2 separate regions of the Homo sapiens genome follow, and region 1 is linked to region 2. The links are chromatin contacts, found by Hi-C or POLR2A ChIA-PET in ENCODE. All regions are on one chromosome and are shown on one strand. Each heading gives the region's core, a stretch centred on a gene start or an enhancer-like site at or near the end of the contact. The rest is flanking DNA. Distances are from core to core; before and after follow the strand shown.

Evidence for each region. A loop is a pair of places that touch in the nucleus more often than their neighbours do. ChIA-PET counts read pairs that join two places held with the same protein, here RNA polymerase II (POLR2A). Pooled maps may share reads with other maps.
Region 1: a loop to region 2 is called in a map of CD4-positive, alpha-beta memory T cell, with 3 times the contacts of the local background. The contact joins two enhancer-like sites. A Hi-C loop is called at or near these places in 2 of 168 maps with a recorded cell type or tissue (CD4-positive, alpha-beta memory T cell and heart right ventricle) and 10 of 50 pooled maps. POLR2A ChIA-PET finds 5 or more read pairs at or near these places in 1 of 52 experiments (naive thymus-derived CD8-positive, alpha-beta T cell).

The regions. Positions count from the first base shown.
Region 1 is chr3:105,748,945-105,754,765 of GRCh38, reverse strand. CBLB (Cbl proto-oncogene B) reads left to right here. Exons shown (of 19, transcript NM_170662.5): 5 at 3,148-3,304. Among named protein-coding and RNA genes, the nearest start is that of CBLB, 120 kb to the left of the region's middle. Within about 2 kb of position 1,490, at least 5 of the 41 ENCODE cell types and tissues checked have a DNase peak (open chromatin) inside an H3K27ac peak, as active enhancers do.
Region 2 is chr3:106,332,162-106,338,487 of GRCh38, reverse strand. No RefSeq gene overlaps it. Among named protein-coding and RNA genes, the nearest start is that of CBLB, 470 kb to the right of the region's middle. Within about 2 kb of position 4,392, at least 3 of the 41 ENCODE cell types and tissues checked have a DNase peak (open chromatin) inside an H3K27ac peak, as active enhancers do.

The DNA.
Region 1 (5,821 bases), core at 241-2,740, 580 kb after region 2:
AATTATATTATTATTACAGGTGCATGGCTATCCATTGGTCATGTATTCTATTCTTTGTAGATTGACAGTTACTTATACTTGTTCACTGTATTTTAAAAGCGATTCAGCCTGCAACTTAAGTGGTTTATAATTGTAAGGGTCAATAGAATATATTGAAAGATTTTTGGATTAGTGAAAACTTGGAGTTTAGTTGGCCTTTTTATTTTCTCTCTCTCTCTCTCTCTCTCTCTCTCTCTCTCTCTGTCTCTCTCTCTCTCTCTCTCTCTCTCTCTTCCCTTTTCTTCTTCCCAGGTCTCTGCCAGCACCCTGAAATTTCTACATTTGTAAAACAATTTGCTATTGATATTTTCTCTCATTTGCTTCATCTCTAAAGGAAGAGGTAGTAGAAACCACCACTGTCTTTTTGCAGAAGTTTAAATGGAGGTGTGAAAATTCATGCTTTCTGGGTTCACTTCCTCTCATATACCTCAGAGAAGAATGGTAGCCACTTAGTCTTAAGAAAGTTTAGAGCCTTAGTGCAACAGTTTAGAATAATCTAATTTTTTTGTTTGTTTTTAAAGACTTTGTTGTTGTACTCTATTTCTATTCTTCATTCTTGAAATCCCCTTCCCCCTACCTCTGTTCCCCAGCCCCACCTCCTACACAATAATGGGTGTTTTGCTGAAGTGATCAAATGAGGGTTATCTGTTGCGCAAACACTCATATATGAAAAGTTAACAAAATAGTGCCCTGGCTCCCTAATCCCTATTACTACCACTAATTAAGATTCCAGTGAATGCCTCTTTGGATTTGAGGTTTATCACAAGTAATCTGACAAAGTTTCATTTACACAAGTACTGTGGAAATGTAGCTTGTCCTTTTGTAAATTGTTATTATGAAGGGGTACATTAGACTAAAATTTTCTTAAGTTCATACATCTCGTATAACTGGCTCTGGGAAATCACTGAGTGCTCAAAAGAGTTATGAATTGAATTCACTGTAAATGCTAGATTAGAATAATTTTTATAGTAACAGATGTGGAAGATGTCTATTTGGCCTTTTTAAAAAAACTTTATATGTTATACACAAAATAAATATTGACAATTTGACCACTTTACGTTGTATACTTTATATACGAAACAAAAATGCTTTAACTTCTTCATACGAAAAATAAAATTTATACTGTTCTGAAGTCAGTGGTTCCCTGATCATATTTTTTTTACTCTGAGTATCATGATCAATGTCCCTTTTGTGTGTTGAGTATTTGAAACTTTAATTTGGAAAAGAAAAATGTACTTCTTAGACATTAGTTTTATGGTAATTATAATGAAGCTGGACATAATTGCATATTTATACTTCATTGTAAATCAACAGCTTCCTAATATTCTTAAAAGTGTTCCTTTTTTTTTTAAAAAAAACAGCAGCATTTTGTTAACCTTAATCAGAGCCTGACGTGTGTTTCTTCTAAATGGCATCTGATGTGGTATCTCTCCTCAGTTCTCTGTGGTTTCCTGTTTTTTTCATACATAGAGAAACACTTTTTGAGGTATTAAGCCTCATATTTTTCTTCTTTTAATGGTACCTGAAACCTAAACTCTCTTATAAATACAGCATAGTGTTGTCAACCTGTCTCACCATTAATTTATGCCACTTCCCACAGACTGCTTCTCTGGAATCCCTCCAGCCCTTGCTGTGTATCCATCACCCAGCTAGCATTGTCCTTACATACCCCACTCTAGATTCTTTAGCATTACAGGTTTTACTTCTGTCCCTAAAGTGTGATCTTCAGAGACAAAGATGTTATCTTTATTTCTATAATTGTATTTCCCCAACAGTGCCTTGTTTTAGCAATGAATAGATATAGTAGGCTCTCAAAGTGTTGTCTCTAGAGCAGCAGCAGCAGCAGCAGCCTCAGGGAACATTTTATGGCTGTCAGTGTTCAGGCCCCACCCCAATGCTACTGAATCATAATATCTTGGGTTGAGGATCAGGCTATGTTAACAAGCCCTTCAGATAATTTGGATGCATGCTGAAGTTTGACAAACACTGCTATAGAAAATTATTGAATGAATATGAAAGTTGTACCTTTATGGTGATATCTCATTGAAGAGGATTGATATAGCATGGGGCCAGGCACAATTTAGTTTATTCTGCCTGAGTCTTGTATTTCAGAGATACTGGTAAAGGAAACCTAAGATTTAAATATTTGCTATCTTATAAGAGGATGTTATCTTATAAGAGGGACGGCTTTTATGCTATTCTGTTGTAAAAATTGTAGTTTAAGTTTTAAAAACTGAATGATTTCTTTCTTCTGCCGAATTAGGAATAGGCATTATTCTGAAGCAGGAAGGTTAACTAAGAAATGCATCCTGGGTGTCACTAATTTTCATGGTGGGAAAGAGGGTAGGTGAGTTGGAAACTGGTCAGGTGGGGATAGGTTGAGAGACGTTTCCCTAGTTACCATTCTGTGCTCTTCTAAATTTTTTGAATCATGTAACTGCATAACATGTTAAAATTTTGTCGAATGATATTCAGTCAGAATAAAGTAATAAATATTGAATAAACTCCCATGATATAACCATTGTGGTTGGTTTAAAAATTAAGTTTTTCTTTTGTATTAATATGAAAAGTTAGATAACGTATGTTTTTCATCTCTGCAGAAAACATCAGGGTTGTGGCAGAAATGTCTTGATGGCTTTCTACCTTAGCCTTCTTGAATTGGTTGATACATATTACTCATTTGTGCAATGAATAAAGGATTTCTATTATTATATGGACCCATCATCTTATGACTGTTTTTAGAAAATGAGAATTAAATCTTGATTCATTATTAAATAACCTTGTATACACACATGAAGAGGTCATGACACATAAGACTTTGACCTAATACCTTTTTTCAGATATGTTTCTATAGCTATCTTGATAGCCTAGGACTGTTTGAGAGAAAATTAATTTAAATTTTTGTCATATTCTTAGCAAATGCAAAATAATTGAGTTAAACAGAACCCACTACATTTGTTCTGAAATATGAACAATATTCTCAAATATTTGTCTGGTAGTACAAATACAATTATATTAATTTTATTATTGAATTTTGCTGCTTCAAAGGGAGGTATTTCTTAAATGATACTTGATTCAATTATTTCCCTTTTTTTCCACCTTGCACAGAACTATCGTACCATGGAAAGTATTCAGACAGTGCCTTCATGAGGTCCACCAGATTAGCTCTGGCCTGGAAGCAATGGCTCTAAAATCAACAATTGATTTAACTTGCAATGATTACATTTCAGTTTTTGAATTTGATATTTTTACCAGGCTGTTTCAGGTAAGTTTATACTTGCTTAGTCTATCCATTCCCTTCTTCTCTCTCCCTGTCTTTTCTCTCTGTTTCTCTCTCTCTCTGTCTCTCTCTCACACACACACACATAAACAAACATATGGAAAATAGTGTCATTCCTATTAGTCTGTAATTTTATTGGTATGTTTGGTCATTGTTAAAAGTTTAGAGTGAGCCATTTGGCTTAAGTTTGGAGTTATCAGATGCTGTGAGCCTGGTGGCTGCTTGTTAGCTTTGAGAGGATCCATCCAAAAGAGCTTTGTTTTAAACTCTCTACTTAGTTTCTTACTTTATTTTGTTGATCTTTTAGCACAATGATGGATAGAATGCAACAACTGGAGGTGGGCATTTGCCACCTAGATCTAAAATCTTTCCCTTTGCCTTCTGTGTTTATTAGGTCAAAAGGGAAATAGTAAACTTAGAAATATCAGACTGTTCTGTATAGGACAGAACTGTGTCCTGTACTTATTTTGTAAATTGCTTTGCACATTCAACCATGTGTAATGAACATTTTTCAAAGTCAATAAATATTCTTCATCAGTTCCCTTGTCATATTCATTCAAAATAGTATGTCAGTATTAACAAAGCTCTCTTTTGAAAAATTTAGGTCTTTTCCCACATTTTCTCTAATGTAAACAACTTTAAGATGAACATTTTTGTTGTGCTTATTGTTTTTCCCTTTAAATTATCTTCCATAATTGTTTTCACATAGCAAATTAGAAGAAGGTAGCATTATATGGATACTATCATTTTCTTCTTTTGCGTGCCTTAATGGAATTATCTTAAACATGAAGACTTGAAATTTGTGTTTTGAGATTGACTCTGCCACTAAAATGTGTATCATCTGTGGGATTCAGTTCAAGTAGTCACAAAATAAAAATTTTCTGCTTAACATTTTTATGATTTGGTAACATAAATTATATAGTAAATGAGGTAAATTGATCAGACTGGGCTTACTTATGTTCTGATATTATTTTTTATCATTTTAATCTGAAGTAACATTGATTCTCTTTGAAACATGCTTTCAACAAATATCAGAGTATAATGTTGATTTCATGTTTTTCATGTTACATGAACTTCTCTGATTTATAATTCTGCTTGGCACTAGCTAGCAAGGATTGGATGACTGGTTTTTGTAATAAAAACCACAATGCACAGGATTAGCTTTTAATTTATGAAGGAACCCATTATTAGAAGAGAGATTAACTCCTGTCAACAGTACATATAGGATGTGAAACCCCGCCTCTACTAAAAATACAAAAAATTAGCTGGGCGTGGTGATGAGCACCTGTAGTCCCAGCTACTTGGGAGGCTGAGGCAGGAGAATGGTGTGAACCCGGGAGGCAGAGCTTGCAGTGAGCTGATATCGTGTCACTGCACTCCAGCCTGGGCAACAGAGCAAGACTCTGTCTCAAAAAAAAAAAAATACATATAGGATATATTTCACTTCATTACAATTACAGAATCATAATTCTACCTTCTATATAGGGTAAGCAATTACATAAATCACTGATGAAAGTGTGCTTTTGATTATTTTAAATTTTTTAAATTCGTGATTATTCCCTTGGTGTATGTATTACAGTTTGACAGTTTATGTTTTTTTCAAAGATTTTAAGATATATTTTAGAAAAAAAAGTTGTCTGATATTGGTCATTTTATAATGGAACCTCTCCTTTCTTTAAAGGTTTCTGATAATTTTACAGAATATCTTATTTATTTAACATGATACAAAGACATTCTAAATAGTAAGAGCTTTGCTTCTTCACCTTGTCAAGGAAGAGAGTAAAAGTAATCTTCCTACATTAAACCTAACTGCTCATTCTAGGAAGTGAGTATATTTTTTTGTGGTGAGCCTGGATGACTTTTTACTGTGGGTATTAAATGCTAGAATTCCTTGCAGTTATATATTGAAAGTATGAGGGCAACTTAATGTTGGTTAAACGATTACCTAAACTGCTATTTAGTATGTGGACATATTTTCTTATAAGCTGTTTTACTTTAAAACAGCACAAGTCAACCTTAATACTCTAAGGAATATATATCTTATTTACTTTCACTGGGATGGGAAAAGAAAGGGCTATTTTTAAGTCAAGCTACTGTGAAAAGTTTTATATCATAAAATGAAAATCTTACCTGGGCTAGGGAATGCCTAATCATTTTAAAAACATGATTACAGAAGCAGCTGAAGAACTCTTGTTAGCCCGTGTATTTCTGAGATTCATCATTCCATTTATTTCTATGCTGTAATCAAATGCTTTGAATATAATCGTATGTGTGCCTTAAAATATGATAAAATTGATTCTGTTTATAGAGAAGTAGATGGTTTAACTTTTGCTGATCTTTTATTTTTATAAAACTTTAAAAATTAAGTGATTTTCTTAAATGTATTATATTTATTAAATCCTTACATTTATATATTCTGTATGAAAATATGTTTTGCTAATACTGTGTGACTGCGGGAACATACATTCAGCTATAGCCATGATATTAGTAGTTAATTGGCAG
Region 2 (6,326 bases), core at 3,143-5,642:
CATCAAAATTCAGTATGTTATCTCCTCCAGAAAAACAATAGTTGGGGTTCCTGCCATTGGTTTGTAGTGTGCATACACGTGCTTGGTAATTGTCTGTTTGGGTATTTGTCTACCTAACTGGAGTATGAGACTCTGACATGCAGAGTTCCTTCTTGTCTGGGCTCCCAGGGACTGGGATGGTGATTGGCACACTTCTATCTGGTGTTTGATAACTATGTTTCCAATGAATGAAAGCACAGATAAGTGACAGGAAGAAAACTAGTCAAGGATGGGAAAATAAGCTTGTTATTTTTCTGATCTATAATAGGATGAGTGAGAAAACCTAGCAATATTAATAGAGTAATAGAAAATATTTAGATTATATTGTCCCTTTTAGATGTTGTGTATGCTGTAAAACATACACTGCCTTTGACTCTGAGTATAAATTTTTAGTAACAGTTTTGAATGACTGAGCCATGACGTAAGTGCAGGTTGGAGAAAGAGAAGAGATCTGCTTCAGGAGAAATTCACACTTTACAAATTAAATGATTGGAAAGATGCCATTTGTTTAATGAGGAAGAGTTGTTGCTTCCAGTAGCATTTGTTGACACTCATTAAACATAAGAACAAGAGAGAACCACCAGGCGCGGTGTTCACGCCTGTAATCCCAGCACTTTGGGAGGCTGAGGCGGGCGGATCACAAGGTCAGGAGATCGAGACCATCCTGGCTAGCACGGTGAAACCCCATCTCCACTGAAAATACAAAAAAAAATAGCCAGGCTTGGTGGCGGGCGCCTGTAGCCCCAGCTACTCGGGAGGCTGAGGCAGGAGACTGGCGTGAACCCAGGAGGCGGAGGTTGCAGTGAGCCGAGATCACGCCACTGCACTCCAGCCTGGGCAACAGAATGAGACTCTGTCAAAAAAAGAAAAAAAAAAAAAAAAAGAACAAGAGAGTTTATGGAAACCATAATTGTATCAGCGTGATAATTATGAGAATGTATTTGGGTCATTTGTCCCAAAACTAAAAGGACAAGGAACATCATACTAGATTTCTGCATGAGGCTTTGAGCTGGCATCAATGACTCAATAATGCTTTGTTAGGATGAGTTTCTTTCAAAGAAGCATGATGTTTTCTTCTGGCATGTAAGGTGACATTTCTTTTCCTGACTTCTTGAGAAAAAAATTTTTCCCATAATTGGCTAGGTTTCTGGCCATCAGTCACGAGTCCCTGATGCCATTTCACATCATTTTCATGGTGCTGTGCTAACACATCATATTGACTCATCATGAAACACAGACCTAGGAACTAAAAAAAAAAGCCAATAATTATTGATCTTTCAGGATGAGTAATTTGTATTAATACTGGAAAGATCAAAAGAAGTGTGTTCACCTAAAACTTACTTGGACTCTTAAGGAACAGTCAAGAATTCTTTGTGGTTTCTGGAGTAGAAATAATATTATTTACCAGGAGACATAAGAAAACTTAAAGCAAATAAAAAAATCCCTACTTTTTATCTTCCTAATATGACAGCAAATTGCCACCTATGTCTACATAGCATTAAAAGAACTCATATATACTGGGGTCTATTGTTTCTCTGGCATGATGTCATGAAATACTAAACGCCATCACGATTGACAAGTTATGTGATTTGTGGCAAATTATTTACAATCTCTGAGCCTCTATTTTCTCATCTCAAATAGGAACCATAATACATAACCTGTAGCATTATTGTGACTTTTAAATGTCACTTGAATGTAAAGTGACTAGCATTGGTTCTAGCATTTAGTTCCCCAACAAGTGCTGATTTACATTCTTTGTACTCTCCTACTGATCCTCCTTTGAAGTAAGTTCAGTTTCCTTTCAGATTTCTAGTTGTCTACTTGTCCACATGTTTGTAGCTCAGTAGTTGCAGTGAATTCAAATAAACATGGCAGAACATATTTTAAGTTTGATATAGTCTTTTTCTCCATCAGGTCATCTGGGTCTTTTTTTGAGGCTGTTGAAAGATGATATTGTTCATTCCTTGAATCCACTATTCAAGGATTGCCAAGCCAATATCAATAATTCAACTTCCTGTCCACTCCCAGTTGACATACCTTAACTTAATCCCACTTTAAAAAAAATCAAAATTTTTGTTTGTTTTCTTTTCCAAATGCATTCTTAAAAATGTGAACATAAAGCTTGCTCTTTCAATTTTAATTTTCTTCCAACCACAAGAAAAAGAAAAGGTGATGTCTATAAGAAATACTAAGTCTAAAAATGGTGTGTTTAGGAAATTACTGTCTAGATCTCCCTACTTAATTTCCATATATATAATTTCACAACACATTTATTGGTTTGATTTTCATCTATCTTGTTCTCTTATTTCCTAAAGGGCATGAGCTGATTTGGCCAGTTTTATGTGGCTATAGAGAGTTGAAAAAGTATCCTAAGTTCATGTAAATTATTTTCATTCCATTAAAAATGAACAGGAATATTCTAGAGTTTCTTTTATATATACTAGAAGAAACATTTCATGGTGGATAGAATTAGAGTTTTGCCACAAGGCTAAGTCATTTATACATGGAGGTGATAGCAGCGATGGGAAGATATGAACCACCTACACATTTTGCTTTGCAGAAAACAAGCCTGCAGTGTTCTAAATGTTTATGTCCCTACAAAATTTATATATTAATATCCTAATCCTCAATGGATCGTTTTAAAAGATGGGTCATTTGGGAGATAATTAGGTTATGAGGGCAGAGAATTTATGAGAGGGATTAATATCCTTATTAAAAAAAAATAAAGGTCCCAAAGAGGCCATCCCTCCTTTTATGCCATGTGAAATTACAATGAAAAGACAGTCATCTGTGAACCAGGAAGTCGGTTCTCACCAGATACTCAATATACTAGCACCTTGATCTTAGACTTCCCATCCTCCAGAACGATGAAAAATAAATTTTTGTTATTTATAAGCTACTCAATTTATGGCATTTTGTTATAGCAGCCTGAACAGACTAAGACAAAACATTTTCCATATGAGCTAGGAGGACAGTTATGTAGAACCTTGGGAACAGAAAGTTTTAAGACGTACACATACACACGCACACACACACACACACACACACACACACACACGCTCAATTTCCCTCGAATCAAGCTCCAAACAGCTGAAGCACTCTGAAAGTCCTTAAAATTGTATGAAAATGGTAATACCTTAAACAGTAATAATTATTTCCTCCCAGCACATTGGATGTATCTGAATATTTACAATCAACATTTTTAAAGAATGTGCCTTTCCATGTGACTATGCACAGGGTCCTCCCTGCAGATATTTAGGAGATAACATGTAATAGATATCCACAAACCCCATCTGACAGACGAGTTTCATTGTGAAAAGTCATCATACATCATCCTCTCAGATATGTTGTTTTCTAGTCTTTTTCATTTAAACATACTGTTTTTTTTTTAATCGAATTTAGAGACCTTTAGACTGGGGTGGCTCTGGCACTTCAAATTCTTTGGTGAACAAATCAAAGCCCAATGTAAACAGTAAATGGAAACTAGGGTAACTCTACCAATCAGAAATCACTAACTGTGGGAATAAGCAAGCAAAGAAGGAGAGAATGGAGATGCTGGAAAAAAATGGGGAGCAGAAGGTAAGGAAACCAATTTAGGAAGAGAGTAACTTTAGATAAAGGACTAAACACCACTTTCCATGGACAGAAATAAATCTCGAAGGGATGGAAAATAATGCAGGCAAGATAGTGAATTGTTGGCCAGGAAGCTGAGGGAGCAAGCGAATGAGGGTGTTCTTTTCTCTGAAAACAGAGGCTATCATTGACTGAAAGCGAGGTGGAGAATTAGATTTGAGACTTGTACCCTGTCATATTGGAAAACCAGATCCATTTTACATGAAGTTATACAATGTATTTGTGTTATAATATATTTTCAAATACAGCACCTGAAATAAGAACCCCAACCCCCAAAGAAAAGGAAAGAAAGAAAGAAAAGAAATTACTAACTAACTTCTAACTAGGAACTTTCCATTCTAACCAAAGTTGTTTTGTTTGTCGTGCTTCTGCAAACCCTTCAGAAAAGTTTCCCCTTTTGCCCCTCCTGGCAGAGTGCTAACCACTTGTGGTCTGAAGCTGCCTTGATTCATGAGTCACTGAATGCTTTAATAAATTCTTTAAAAGATAAATGTAATAAAGCTTTTCTTTTATCAATACCTTTCACCTGAGACCTTTCCTCAACCAGTTCCAAAATTCCCGAAGTAAACACATCCTGAGAACAGCTAGTATTTACCTTGAGCACAAATGATCTTACAGTCCAGGAATGCAGAATGGATTGACTAGCACAAATCAGATGATGGCATAAGTCATTTTCTTGATATACAGGTGGAGGTCTACTTAGTGACCAGAAGAATTAGTAAAACATGAGCAGTAGTTTCTATAATCCTTAGGGCACACTGCATCTGTCAATGAAATAATGTCTTTTAGAGCAGTTGCCTCATGACTACACTTCACATGTGGTACACTTGAGTCACAGGCCTTGTGGGAGGCGAAGAACAGGTGAGACAGGCAAGGGCTCAATGTCTAACATGCTGAGACAAATAGATTGAGACCTCAGAAGGGAGAAGATAGTTTCTTTCAAAACTCTTGAAATATTTAATATCCTGGAGTGAAATAAATCCTAATTTAGAATTCTGTTTTCTTTTAAAAATTTTTTATACGACCTGTGGCCTCTTTTGTATTTTTCTTTTTGTCATTGCTAGCTAATAGATATGACACTTCTATTTTAATTTTTTGATGTTTTCTTTAAACATGTCAGATAAGTAATAATCCTGCATCATTATCTCTTATTCTGAAATATAAGTAGCTTTCAAAGTTGTCAACTTATAGTGGGATTAAATGGAGGAAAAATAGAAGATTTTGATGCTAAAGAATATAGATTGGTGAAAGCAAACAATTAATCATCTAATAATTACTGAGCATGGTGGGACAATTATACTTTTTGCTGCCTCAAGGAGTTTATAATCCTTTGAGGAAGACAAGTCATAAATTAAAATTTAATAATCTGTAGCAAGGATCAGTAAACTTTTTTTTTTTTTTGGTAAAAGTATTTAGCTTTGCAGACCCAAAGGAAAAGTAGAAGACATTATATACCTAGTTACTTATAAAGAGAGAACACTCTTGCCTTGCCCTATCCCGTTTGCCTGGGATAGACTGTGAATGGCGGTGGGCCAGCTTGAACTGCTGCAGTCAGCTGGAGATATTCTTCAAACCAGGAGAAACTATCCTGAGGTGGAGGGGCCTGTTTGGGGGTGGAGTGGCAGCTACCTTGGTCAGATTTAGTCTCTGTCCCAGTCATACCCAGATCCTTGTATGCCTTCTTTTCCCAGAAAGCCCAGTCATTTCAACTTAGGCAGGTGGCTAGAGGCGTGGTGACTCATGGAGTTGATGATTTCCTGACCGAGATTCCACTACTTGGTGCCTGGCAGTTGCCAATTGCTGATTTCCCCCAATAGATGGTGACCTTGAATAGCAGTGAATCTCAGGTGCAGGGTAGAGAAGCAAGCATGGGAGCAGAGTTGGGGACAGAGAGATTCCTAGGCTTACTCTCTGTGGTTCATAGTGCTAGCTTGCTCAAGATGGGTGCCAGTAGGCCATAGTGATTTATAGAATCCTTGTCATGTACCAAGCACCCAGCTAGATATTCAAGTACAAGGATGAAACAATCACAGTTTTATTACATTTATCTCACAATAAAGGGTTTAAAGAATACTATAAAAATGTTGTGATAGATAACTTTTGCTAGTGTTAATTACCATAATAACTCGGAATTGTGATCAGAAAGAAATTCATTAAGAGGATATACATTGAGCCCAGTGTTAAATGATAAAATTGATGAAATAGTGAGAAGAGAAACTACCTCAGATAGAGGAAGTAAAATTGTTAAAGAATAATTTTTTCAAAAGTCAAATCATGACTTATAAAATATAAAATAGATATGCATCAAAGATCTTACATAACTAATTTTTATCTTTTTCATTATTTAGGAAATCCATAAGATGTAAAAAGCAATTTTTAAAAAGTAAAAAATAGTGCCTATATGAGCATGAAAGAATGCTGAAATAAATTTGCTATCACATACAAAAGTGGTGTCTTCAGCAGTCTAGAAATGAATTTCATCTCCACCACACAAAATTCATTTGCATTTCTCTTAACAGGAGCTATCTGCATCACCATCATCTCTCTACAAATTATCTCCACAATGTTGCAAAATAGTTAAATAAAATGAAAGGCACTTATTCTTACAGAATCCCGTAACCCCAGAAGTGTCCTTGAGATAATGCTCAACATTC